Linked DNA regions of Homo sapiens: region 2 is linked to region 1. The links are chromatin contacts, found by Hi-C in ENCODE. All regions are on one chromosome and are shown on one strand. Each heading gives the region's core, a stretch centred on a gene start or an enhancer-like site at or near the end of the contact. The rest is flanking DNA. Distances are from core to core; before and after follow the strand shown. Region 1 holds the start of PIK3C3 (phosphatidylinositol 3-kinase catalytic subunit type 3). Region 2 holds the start of LINC00907 (long intergenic non-protein coding RNA 907).

Region 1 (5,668 bases), core at 2,010-4,509:
GCACAGTCTGGCTGTCCATGTGGTCACATCCTGTCTTCCATGAACACTCCTTCCTTAAAAGCATACAGCCTGTGTATCCTACACTGAGCCTACCAGAGTGCTGAATAACACTCGCTGATCAAACATCAGAACTGCACTACATAGTCTATCAAATAAGAAGTGTCAAGAAGTCAGATTAAGGATCCACAATACTCTTCTGAAAAAAACAGGAACTTCATGTTCATTATATTTACCCTGCATCTTGACAAGGTCTTGCTAATGTGCCATGCTGAATAAACTATGAATCTAAATAAATTAGTTTCATATGTAAAATAATAATAAAAATTTTATCTGAACCGATGGCAATAGATCTATCTCTAAAAATCTGAGCTCCAAACATCAGGTTGGACAATATTTCAGACTATCCAGAAGTATTTATGCATTCAAGAGCACAGGATGGTAAAGAATTTTAAAATGCCACAGACGTGTTTTTGTTTTTGGTCATGTAAATCAGTCAAGTGCTTATCAAAATGTCAATATGCTAACTACAAACATAAATCCATTTCTATTTCAATTGCAGTTATAATACTGACATGCATAATACTTTATCTGAGTATGTTTCTACTTCAAATGATTTGATCAATGCCTATAGGTATTAAGAAATTCCTCTATAATCCTACTAAATTATACTTGCAGCATCCATAAAGAAAGGTAAGAACAGTCTGTAACATACCATATGCCACAAAAAAACTTACTTCCATCTTGTACTAAATGCTTTGTAGGATGTTCTCACTGGCAAGGCCAAAGGCTTCCCTTCTGCAAAAACTTGACAAGTAACATAAAGATCAGAGCATGTCTCTTGATATAGTCCTGAGAACTTCAACATTGGGTCTTCCAGGACAGCTTTATAACTCTTTTGTTCTCTCTTCCCTTCCAAGCTTCCTCTGAAAGCACAAGACCAACAATGTTTCAGACATGAATTTTTTAAGCATGTACATATATACATAAGTACTAAGCATGTACATATATGCTTTAAGCATGTACATATATGCATAAGTACTAAAAAGTTTACCTTTGTGTTAAGGTATGCTACCTAAACAACATTTTCCTGTATATGAAATTAATGTCATTTTTATATATGATAAGGGTTTCTTAAAATCCTAACATACCTAATATCAGTCCCATCTTCATCAACACATTTCTCTATTTTATACTTCTGAATTTTAAACGCTGCCATTGACCCTTGATCTACCCTCTGGAAGTCACCAGCTTTCTAGGCCTTGGTTTCATTTTCTTCATTTCAAGTTGACCACATATTCATCTATTCTTTCAGGAAACATTTACCATAGTGGACAAAGAAGCCCAGAAGAAAGAAAAGATAAGCAATACAGTATTACAATAAAATATTAAGTCATTGCTTCTGGGGAAAAAAATTTACTTTTAACTGCATGTTTTTATTCTACTCTTTCCATTTTTTTCTTTTACTATGCATATGCATTGTCTGATCATTTCTTTAAAACAGTGGTATAAGTCATAAATAGATATGCACAGGATACTATCACAGAGGGAGGAACATTTTTTAGACATCAAGATTACATCAGATACTGTGCCAGGCATTTTATATTTTCTTTCTTACATAATTTTCACCATATTCTCATTTTATAAATGAGGAAACAGAGACTTATAAACTAAACTCCTTATCCACAGTCACAACGTAAGTAACAGAGCTGAGAATAAACACTAGGGCAGGGAGGCCAAAGCCAATATTCTTCCCATTACAGTAAGATAAATCAGAGTCTCAAGAGTACTTAGGCTGGCATGGGGAAGGGACTTAGTACCCCAGATAGATGTCTGAAATGATCCTGAACAATGCATGAGAGTTGAAGCAAAAGAAGCAGAACGTCATCCCAAAGGGAAAGGAGACAGAGTGAGACCCTGTCTCCAAAAAAAAAAAAAAAAAAAAAAGGGACCGGTTTTTTTGGCTTTTTCTTTATTTTTAATGTTCAAACATTTCAAAAAATGCATTCATATATCCAAGAAATACTGAGCATCAAGCTGAAGGAAAGCCCTTTATCAATATTGATCCTGTATAAACTACTAGTGGTGTATGCTATGGAAAATACCTTAAATGAGTGTATAAAGTATCATACAAAGGTACAAGGTGGTTGTTGACATATTACTTTTACCACCACCACCACAAACTAAAAAGTAAAGTATTTGTCAGCGAATAAGGGACTTCTGAAAATAAAATGAAATGATCATTCAAAGGTACATCAGACAACTGAGAAAATTTATCTATCACTTACTGCAGGCCTTTGACCGACACATATTTGTTGAATATTAATTGAACATACACAAGAAATGTTTATTAATTATGGATGATGCTATGGTCAATAATTTGTGATAGCTTTGACAACACTCCTACATGACCACCTTAAAAGGGACATAATTTCCAACTCTGTCTTGTGCATCCCTCGTCATTATACCAGTTCTATTATCCTCATCTCAAGATATCACGCCCTTGACCTTTACTTCAGCCGTGGTGCCCCAACGTTTTCCTGCAAAGACTCTTTTCTCCTATCTTCTTGGTACCTTTGAAACTGGAACCCTCATCTTCGACTTACTCCCAACTTCCCTGACTAAACACTGCCATACTACCCAAAGATTCACTCTAGGCCTCTATCACCTCCCGTGCTAATACACCATGTGCTCATCTTATTCTCAACTATCGCATCTGCCTGTGTCTACCTCTCCATAATTTCTGAAGCCTTCATTCCACCCTACAAGCCCCGTTCCAAAATAAAGATCGTCCTCTTACTTACGACGAGACTTGATTTCTTAATTTACAATGAAATAGTAATAAACTCTCAAAAGGCTGAACAGCAAAAACTTTAAAGACTGTAAAATACAGCGGAACTTAAGGGCTATTCCTACTGCTGTGCTTCTCACGGAGACCACGTATTAAATCCTTTTCCAAAAGAGCCCCTCTCCACGATCCACTCTCTCGCGCCTCCCTGGCTACAGCCCTCACAGCCGCCCCCAATCTGGGCCTTGAGACGAGTCACGTACTTTCTGCCTCTCACTCCCAACAGGCCCCTGCCCCCACGTCCCTACGCCCCAGCAATCCCACTCCCTGTCCCGAGTGTTCTCTTACATCTTAAGCTGGACGTTGATATCCAGGTCACAACTATAGATGTAGTGAAACTTCTCTGCTTCCCCCATCGCACCGTCTGCAAAGGTACCACCTACAGCGGGAACTTAGGTACAGGAAAAACAACATAAATGAACCAGCTGAGCCCCACAACACGGAACTTCCGGTTCCGCCCCCGCCAGCAAGCCGCCAATCCACGCCCGGAGCGAGTTCCGACGCGGCGGAACTCCCCGCCGAAACAACCCTTCCGCGCATGTGCACAAGGCGCCCACCATCTTGCTTAAGGGCAAATGTATACGGGAAACGGCTAATCTGGTTACATTCCAGTTTTCCTGTCTTGACAGCACTTTTTTTTTTTTTTAAAGAAAAAGAGACGCTATCATTTGAGCTTGAGCTGTACCTAAAACAATACGAAAGAAAATTCAATTCAAAAAGAATTATAACAGCTTTCACTGGCTGCCGGCTAAACAGGTTACAAGCACAAAAATTGGAATTTTGCCAGGTTTAAATTCCAGTGGCCTTCCCAAAAAGTGTAGCACTAATTTGCTATCTCAAGCAAGGATTTTCTCTTTCTGCTCTAAAGAGTAGGGAAAGGACTAAATAGAGAATAAATAAATCTGGGTTTCATGTTTGGTGTTGTCAGTATTCATGCTACTTTGGACATAATACTTGCGTGCATGTTTAAACTGGGAATATTCAAATTCAATGTAGTTTCAAGCCCTAACCCAAGTTAGAATCTAGAGGCCTCCTGTAATAACTACAGAACACAGATCTCTAAACCCTCTGAGCTCCTATAATGTTTGTTTTTATAATTATTATAATCTAAAATTGTAATACTCCCTTCCAATTAGATTGAAAACTCTTGGAAGGTAAGACCAGTGTGCCATTTACTTCCGTGTCTTGCCCCGCTAGCTGTCTAATGCATTGCTGAGTTTAATACTTCCTACTTACTGGTTATTAATGATGATATTGAATGAAAGTCTCCATTTTCTATGCCTTTATTTCTTTTTTTTTTTTTTTTTTGAGATGGAGTTTTGCTATTGTCGCCCAGGCTGGCACCATCTCGGCTCACTGCAACCTCCATCTCCTGGGTTCAAGCGATTCTCCTGCATCAGCCTCCCAAGTAGCTGGGATTACAGGCACCCGCCACCCAGTCAGGCTAATTTTTGTATTTTTAATAGAGATGGGGTTTCACCATGTTGGCCAGTCGGGTCTCAAACTCCTAACCTCCAGTGATCTGCCTGCCCTGGCCTCCCAAACTGCTATGTCATTTCTTTTTTTTTTTTTTTTTTTTTTTTTGAGACAGAGTCGCTCTGTTGCCCAGGCTGGAGTGCCCGTCTCTCTGTTGCCCAGGCTGGAGTGCAGTGGCGCGATCTCGGCTCACTGCAAGCTTCACCTCCCAGGTTCATGCCATTCTCCTGCCTCAGCCCCCCAAGTAGCTGGGACTTCAGGTGCCCGCCGTCACGCGCGGCTAATTTTTTGTATTTTTTAGTAGAGTCAGGGTTTCACCGTGTTAGCCAGGATGGTCTCGATTTCCTGACCTCGTGATCCGCCCTCCTCGGCCTCCCAAAGTGCTGGGATTACAGGCGTGAGCCACCTCGCCCAGCCTATGTCTTTATTTCTAAGTGCTGCATTTTAAGACGGACATCACTAAAGTATGTGCAAAATGGCGTAATTAGAATGTTGAGGGATTAGAAAAAAAATATTTCCAAGAAAGGGTGAAAGGTGTGGAGCTGTTTAACCTGGAAAAGGAAAAAAAATGGCTAATGCAGAATGTTTTACACAAAATAAGTTCTCAAAAATATTTATGGAGGCAAGAAAAGGATTTGGGTAGAATAAAGAAAAACATGATAGTTATCCTCCTATAACTTAAAGTTTAAACAAAAAGAGCACCTTTGATTTGTTCCTAAGAATAACTGCCACCAATGGTTGGAACTTACAGGAAATGTAATTTCAACAAACAATACAAATTGAACTTTCTAATTATCACAGCCATTCAACAGTAACACTGTTGTCACAAGTACTCTGTTTAAGGCATAACTCCAGCAATGAGTGTGAGGTTTGATGTGAAACCTCAATCTTGAATAAAATATTGACAATGTGTAAAGGAGTAAATTATCTGATCCCAGTGGTGAATAAATTACTTTCATTATGTAATGGTATTTAATGTATAAACCTAAGATAATATTATATACATATACAACCAAACAAATTTACAAATTAAATATAAAAACTTCAAATTAACAATCTTAATATAATAGTGGGATTTTTTACGGAAACTGTTGTTTGCAAAATGATTATGGAATATAGTGTTGGCTACTCTTACAGGACTGATTCTTTGAAATTCAGCACGTCTATACTGCTATATTCCACAGGGCAATTCATTTTTCTAGACTCTTTTTCTCTATTCAAATAACTATGAACTCTTCATGAGTGTAACCACCATGATGTATTCTGGCTTTATCTTGCCTACAACACATCTTTTTGTTTTAAGCCTGACTTTGTCCTTTTCTCATTAGCTCATAACAATTAAAGTAA
Region 2 (5,668 bases), core at 1,089-3,588, 230 kb before region 1:
AATAGTCTAAATCTTGGTTATGGTAGAGATTACAAGACTGTACACATTTGTCAAAACTCATCGAATTGCACTTATAAAATTAGTAAATTTTACTGTAGGCAAATATAAGTCAACAAAGTTAATTTTAAAAGTATACCAGTTTTTATTAGTAACAAGATTGGGAGGACACAGCTCACAACTGATTACCACATACCTATAGGAAAGACACCCTGTTTATGAAGCTGTATAATGAAAATGTGTACACTCTTCTGCTATACCCCTCAGGGTCAAAGTGCCCTTCCCAGTCAGTGGTAGTTGCTCGGAAACTGCTTTCCTCTGGGAGCTTCTAGCCTGCACAGAAGCCTAACTGCATGATGTATCACAGTAAAATTGTCCTTTATTTGAATATACTGAGAATTTCCTTCTTGCACAGAGTATACTCATGACATTATAACCTTTTCGGAGAGCTGAAAGGACACACACAAACTTCTTATTTGTTATCAGATATCATTTCACCCACACTGAGCTTAAAATGACCAATAACAGCACTAAAAAGTATGTCCTTCATGTTTCTCTATTTCACTGGGGGTGGGAGGGTAAGACAAAGAAAAAAATGCTCTAATTGTATCCAGGATGGATTTTTCTCTTTTGTTAGGTTCAAATAACAAACCTAGGAAATTTTAAATCCTGGAAGTCCATCTGTCAGCATCTGGTTCCCCAGAGACCAAGAAAATGCTTTCATTTAGCTGAAGGCTGCTACTGGCAGCCACATACCCGCCTGAGAAAATACATCATTTTTTGCAAGTGTGAAAATGACTGCTAAGGGGAATAGGAGCCCTAGTTACATGCCCCATTTCAGAGCCTTCAGCCCCAGCTGCAGGGACCAAATAAGACAGTGATGGCCCTGGGGATTTAAGAATTCAGTTTCTCTCTGACAGCCTCAAAAACCCCAGGCCACATTGAGAAAGAAGAACTGCCTCTGTCACTAGCTCAGAAAACTCATCAATGGCAGGGGCCCAATCTTGGCTCCAAAGGAGCCGTTGCTGGCCCCTCACTTATCTTACCTATATGAGTGAACGCTGCCATAAAAGGTAGCTCTAGACCTACAGCTGCAGGCAAAGAAACTCTCTTCCTCTTGATTTACCATTCTCCTAAGCTGCCTGCCCACTCTCCAGCTTAGTAGAATTCCTGACCTTGCATCCCTGACTGCCATCTGCCCTGCCTCTTCCCACATCTCCCCTCCCACACATCTTGGCAACACCTAGACTGAACAGGCTCAGGCCCCAACATGATTCTACTGCTTCTTTCATATTCATGAATATGTTCAGAGATGTTTATTATTACCTAGATTTACAAATCATAGTTTAGCATATCGTTTCTGACATAAAATACAGAAAATTCTAAAAGAAAAAAATTCAGTGCCCCTTCAGACCTTCAATAAGAGTTACTATGTACAGTAAAATGATAAGAAAGGAAACCCTCAGCTATTCTGAGATGCAAATGCTAGGTGGTCAGCTAGGTCCACACTCAAGCTCATCACTGCCAGAACTTTTACACCTGGCTCTCAGCACATACAATTCAAATTTGTGCCTTAAACCTAGTGCAAGTGGCCAGGGAGCCCCAAAGTCTGAAACACAGAAAGCCAGGACTGTTAAATCTCAGACCACCGAGGCTCCTATATCACCACCAGCACCTGTCTACCCGTCAGGCCCATCCGGCTCCACAGAGAGTGGCAGCCCCAGGCTACATCAAGACCTCGATTTGACTAGCTGAACCCACCTGCACAAGGAGGGGAACAACAGACCCCTTGCTGTTAAAGGGGGCCCAGGCTTCATGTGTGTGCACAGCAGTTTGGCTGAAATGGAGACATTACAATTAATGCTCCTGATGGCCAGAGGCACAACCTTTTTCTCCCCTGCAGGTTGGAAAGTCCTCTTTCTGTTGTGATGGAGTCCTGTTGGTTTTCATTTATATTTTTCACTGTCACATTGCCTATTCTCTCCACCTCACTATCACAGGTCAGTCCCATTAAATCATGCCTAGATGGTTATGCTAACCCTTCCTGGCCTGGCTTCCCAGGCTCAACCCTAGGGGCCAGGTAGATGGACACTAAACCACCACCTATATTTTCCTCTTATATTATTTTTGAGAAACATCAGTGAGTCCCTTTGATTTAAATATTGTATTAGTCCATTCTCACACTGCGATAAGGATACTATCTGAGACTGGGTAATTTATAAACAAAGGAGGTTTAATTGACTTACAGTTACGCATGGCTGGGGAAGCCTCAGGAAACTTATAATCATGGCAGAAGGAGAAGCAGGCACCTTTTTCACTAGGAGGCAGAAGAGAGAAGTGCAATCAGGTGAAATACCAGACGCTTGTAAAACCATGAGATCTCGTGAGAACTCACTCACTATCACGAGAATTCCATGGGGAAAACTGCCCCCATGATCCAATCACTTCCCACCGGGTCCCTCCCTCGACACGTGGGGATTATGGGGATTACAATTTAAGATGAGATTTGGGTGGGGGCACAGCCAAACCATATCAAATATCAGCTCCAAATGTCTTGGCCCATCTTTCCGTGTCCCCCTACCCTACACAGCCTCTCTCACCATTTTCCAGAATGTACCTCCAACTCCAGCTGGACAGATTTACTCACTCTTCCTTGTTCGCTCGGATTGGTACTCATATCTTTCCTCCACGTCCAATTTTCTCCTTTCTTATCTCTGGTATAGAAACCACACCCTCCCCTTTTCTTTATGGCCCAGAACAAGACTTAGGTTCTCAGTGAAGCATTCCTGAAATGTCTTCAGCTGCCACTGTCTTTTCTTCCTTTTCTGGTGTCCTAATGCATCTGTAATTCACACCACACAGGTTAGCACTTCATTGTTTGCAAATTGTTTCACATGTGTGTTTTTTTTTGTACTTTGAGACTTACCCTGTATCACGCTAATACCTGCAGAGTGCTAGACACCTGTGGGAGACTTCCCAGTTGATTTCTGGGCTGAATCAATTTGCGAACAATTGTAAAATTCAGTAATCACCATGTGAAATATTCCCATTTCCCATGTGATTTGACATTTTTACCCAGGAGAACATCTCTCATCTTTTATGCTGCTACTCCACGGCTTTGATAAATAGAGTTCACCTCAAATCTCCCTTCAAACCATATTTAAACTTCCCCCCTTCCAGCAAAGACTCCAGGCTAGATTTCATTGAGCCAGTCAGCTTTGCTAATTTGTAACCAATTTTTGATTTACTAAATGGCAGCATTCAGCTGGAGGACAGATGGAAAAGCTGCAGGTAACTGCTGACCTTCTGATTAGAGGGATTAGATAACCATACCTGATTTCACATTCAGATTATCTACAGAGATTGGATATGAAAGATCTTTCCAAGGGTTAGAGGGAGGAAAGAAAGCATATGGCCCCAAAATGGCATGTGGCTGAAGGATTTATGAATTAACAGAAGAAGGGATTTATTATAACCTTCAAGGCAGATAAGAAATATGCTGGTGCTGTGCTTTTCTGAAAAGCTGAATGCCATTCTGAGAAGGCTGGTTCTAACAGGGAACTTTTATTCTCTAAATAAGTAGAATATACTATTACCAATCAGGGCTTTTGCTCCTAATGAGAGGTACTGATGGCTGCTATCACTAAAGCATCCTGAAAACCTGTGACTGCTCTGTGGCGAGCAGGCCAACTCCAGGCTCAATTGTGCAATACAGGGTGTTTGGTTTGGTTCCCGTCTCACTTCCCCTTTTCTTTCCTCCTTCCTTTGTGTCCATATCTCTTCCAAATCCCCTTCCCAGACCCTTCATGAATATCTCCCGTATTAGCCATCTGTGATGGTTACTACTGGATGTCAACTTGATTGGATTGAAGGGTGCAATGTATTGATTCTGGGTGTGTCTGTGAAGGCGTTGCCAAAGGAGATTAACATTTGAGTCAGTGGACTGGGAAACGCAGATCTACCTTCAATCTGGGAGGGCACCATCTAACCAGCTGACAGTGTAACTAGAATAAAAGCAAGCAGAAGAACGTGGAAAGATTAGGCTTGGCCAGGCACAGTGGCTCACACCTGTAATCGCAGAACTTTCGGAGGCTGAGGTGGGCGGATCACTTGAGGTCAGGAGTTCGTTCCAGACCAACTGGCCAACATGGTGAAACCCTGTATCTACTAAAAATACAAGAATTAGCCGTGTTGGCATGCACCTGTAATCTCAGGTACTGCGAGGCGGAGGCGGAGGTTGCAGTGAGCTGAGATCACGCCACTGCACTCCAGCCTGGGTGACAGAGGGCAACTCCATCTCAAAAAAAAAAAAAAAGATTAGACTGGCTTAGCCTCCAAGCCTACATCTTTCTCCCATATGCTGGATGCTTCCTGCCCTCAAACATTGGACTCAAGGTCCTTCAGCTTTGGGACTTGGACTGGCTTCCTTGCTCCTCAGGTTGCAGATGGCCTATTATGCAACCTTACCTTGTGATCTCGTGAGTTAATACTCCTTAATACATTCCCCTTTGTATATACATCTATCCTATTAATTCTGTCCCTCTAGAGAACCCTGACTAACATACCATCTCACCCCTTTGCACCCTTTTTCTCACTTGTATGCCCATCACAAATTCCTCCCAGCCCAAGGTGAGATTCACACTATGAATGATGGAAAGAGAACTCCGGGAGTGACTTCCCCTCCCCAGGAGCTCAGATAGCCATTTGAACATGGAAAAGACTAACATAACCCATGGAAGTGACAGATTTACAGTTAAATTTTGGAAAGATGTTTTGGCCTGAGGATTATCTAAACACATATTACATTATAGACCATCTGGGTGTTATGAAAGCTTCAGAAATTGTATAGAGTTGGGTAGCCACAGACAAGGTAGGTACAGGAGACTCCGATGTGACCTTGAGGGGCAGCATCAGACAGGCATGGTGGGTGCCTCCAAAGAGGAAGAACAGTGTGCAGGAGTGAGTTGGGTGGCTACCAGTCCCGAGGATTATCTGGATTGGGGAAAAGCAAGCAAAGTGAATTCTGGAGAACCACTTGGTGATGAGTCATGTAGATGCCATGTCTGACTCAGCATAATGGGAGGGGAAGACTTCTGCCTTTTCCACGGTGGCTTCTGGAAAGCCACAAAAATGAGCAGCACTAACCTGTCACAAACGAACTTCAACCTTAAAGGAGAACCAAGGCCTCCTGGAAGGTTAGCAACAGAAAGACAGCTAAATTTTCTTTCTGTAGATTTCTTTTTTTTTTTTTAAGTAAAAAATGACTACTTGCTATTTATGTATATCCCAAGAAAATGCAGAATTATACCTTCAATCACAGTTTTTTTTCCCTATGAGCCTATTTTTATATTCACCACAGACTAGTAACATTTCTCCTTCAGAGATTGTCTAGAAAGATTGCACTGTCATTAGAAGTTTCATGTATTCACGTTAGAATAATGTGGACCAAGTACAGACATGAGAGCATGCCAAGGGTATTTGTGGACTGGAAAACATGACAGGCAACAGAGCCTACATGAGATGTGCCAGAGAGTGCAAGACGTGAGACTAGAAGGGCGAGTCTGGGTCTGGGTGCCCAAGGGGCTCACTGTTGGATAAGAAGATTGAGTTACAACACTGGCCGAGCATTTTCCCATTACCTCGTTCAGATAGCAGAGCATCCTCTCAAGTC

What was found. A loop is a pair of places that touch in the nucleus more often than their neighbours do. Pooled maps may share reads with other maps.
Region 2: a pooled map shows a loop between it and region 1 (2.7-fold over the local background). The contact joins the promoter of LINC00907 here to the promoter of PIK3C3 in region 1. A Hi-C loop is called at or near these places in 1 of 168 maps with a recorded cell type or tissue (mammary epithelial cell) and 1 of 50 pooled maps.

What each region holds. Positions count from the first base shown.
Region 1 is chr18:41,952,825-41,958,492 of GRCh38, reverse strand. It overlaps PIK3C3 (phosphatidylinositol 3-kinase catalytic subunit type 3), which reads right to left and starts at 3,259. Exons shown (of 25, transcript NM_002647.4): 1 at 3,134-3,259; 2 at 735-923. The coding sequence starts at 3,201. RefSeq lists an enhancer at 3,302-3,481.
Region 2 is chr18:42,183,338-42,189,005 of GRCh38, reverse strand. It overlaps LINC00907 (long intergenic non-protein coding RNA 907), which reads right to left and starts at 2,338. Exons shown (of 10, transcript NR_046174.2): 1 at 2,244-2,338.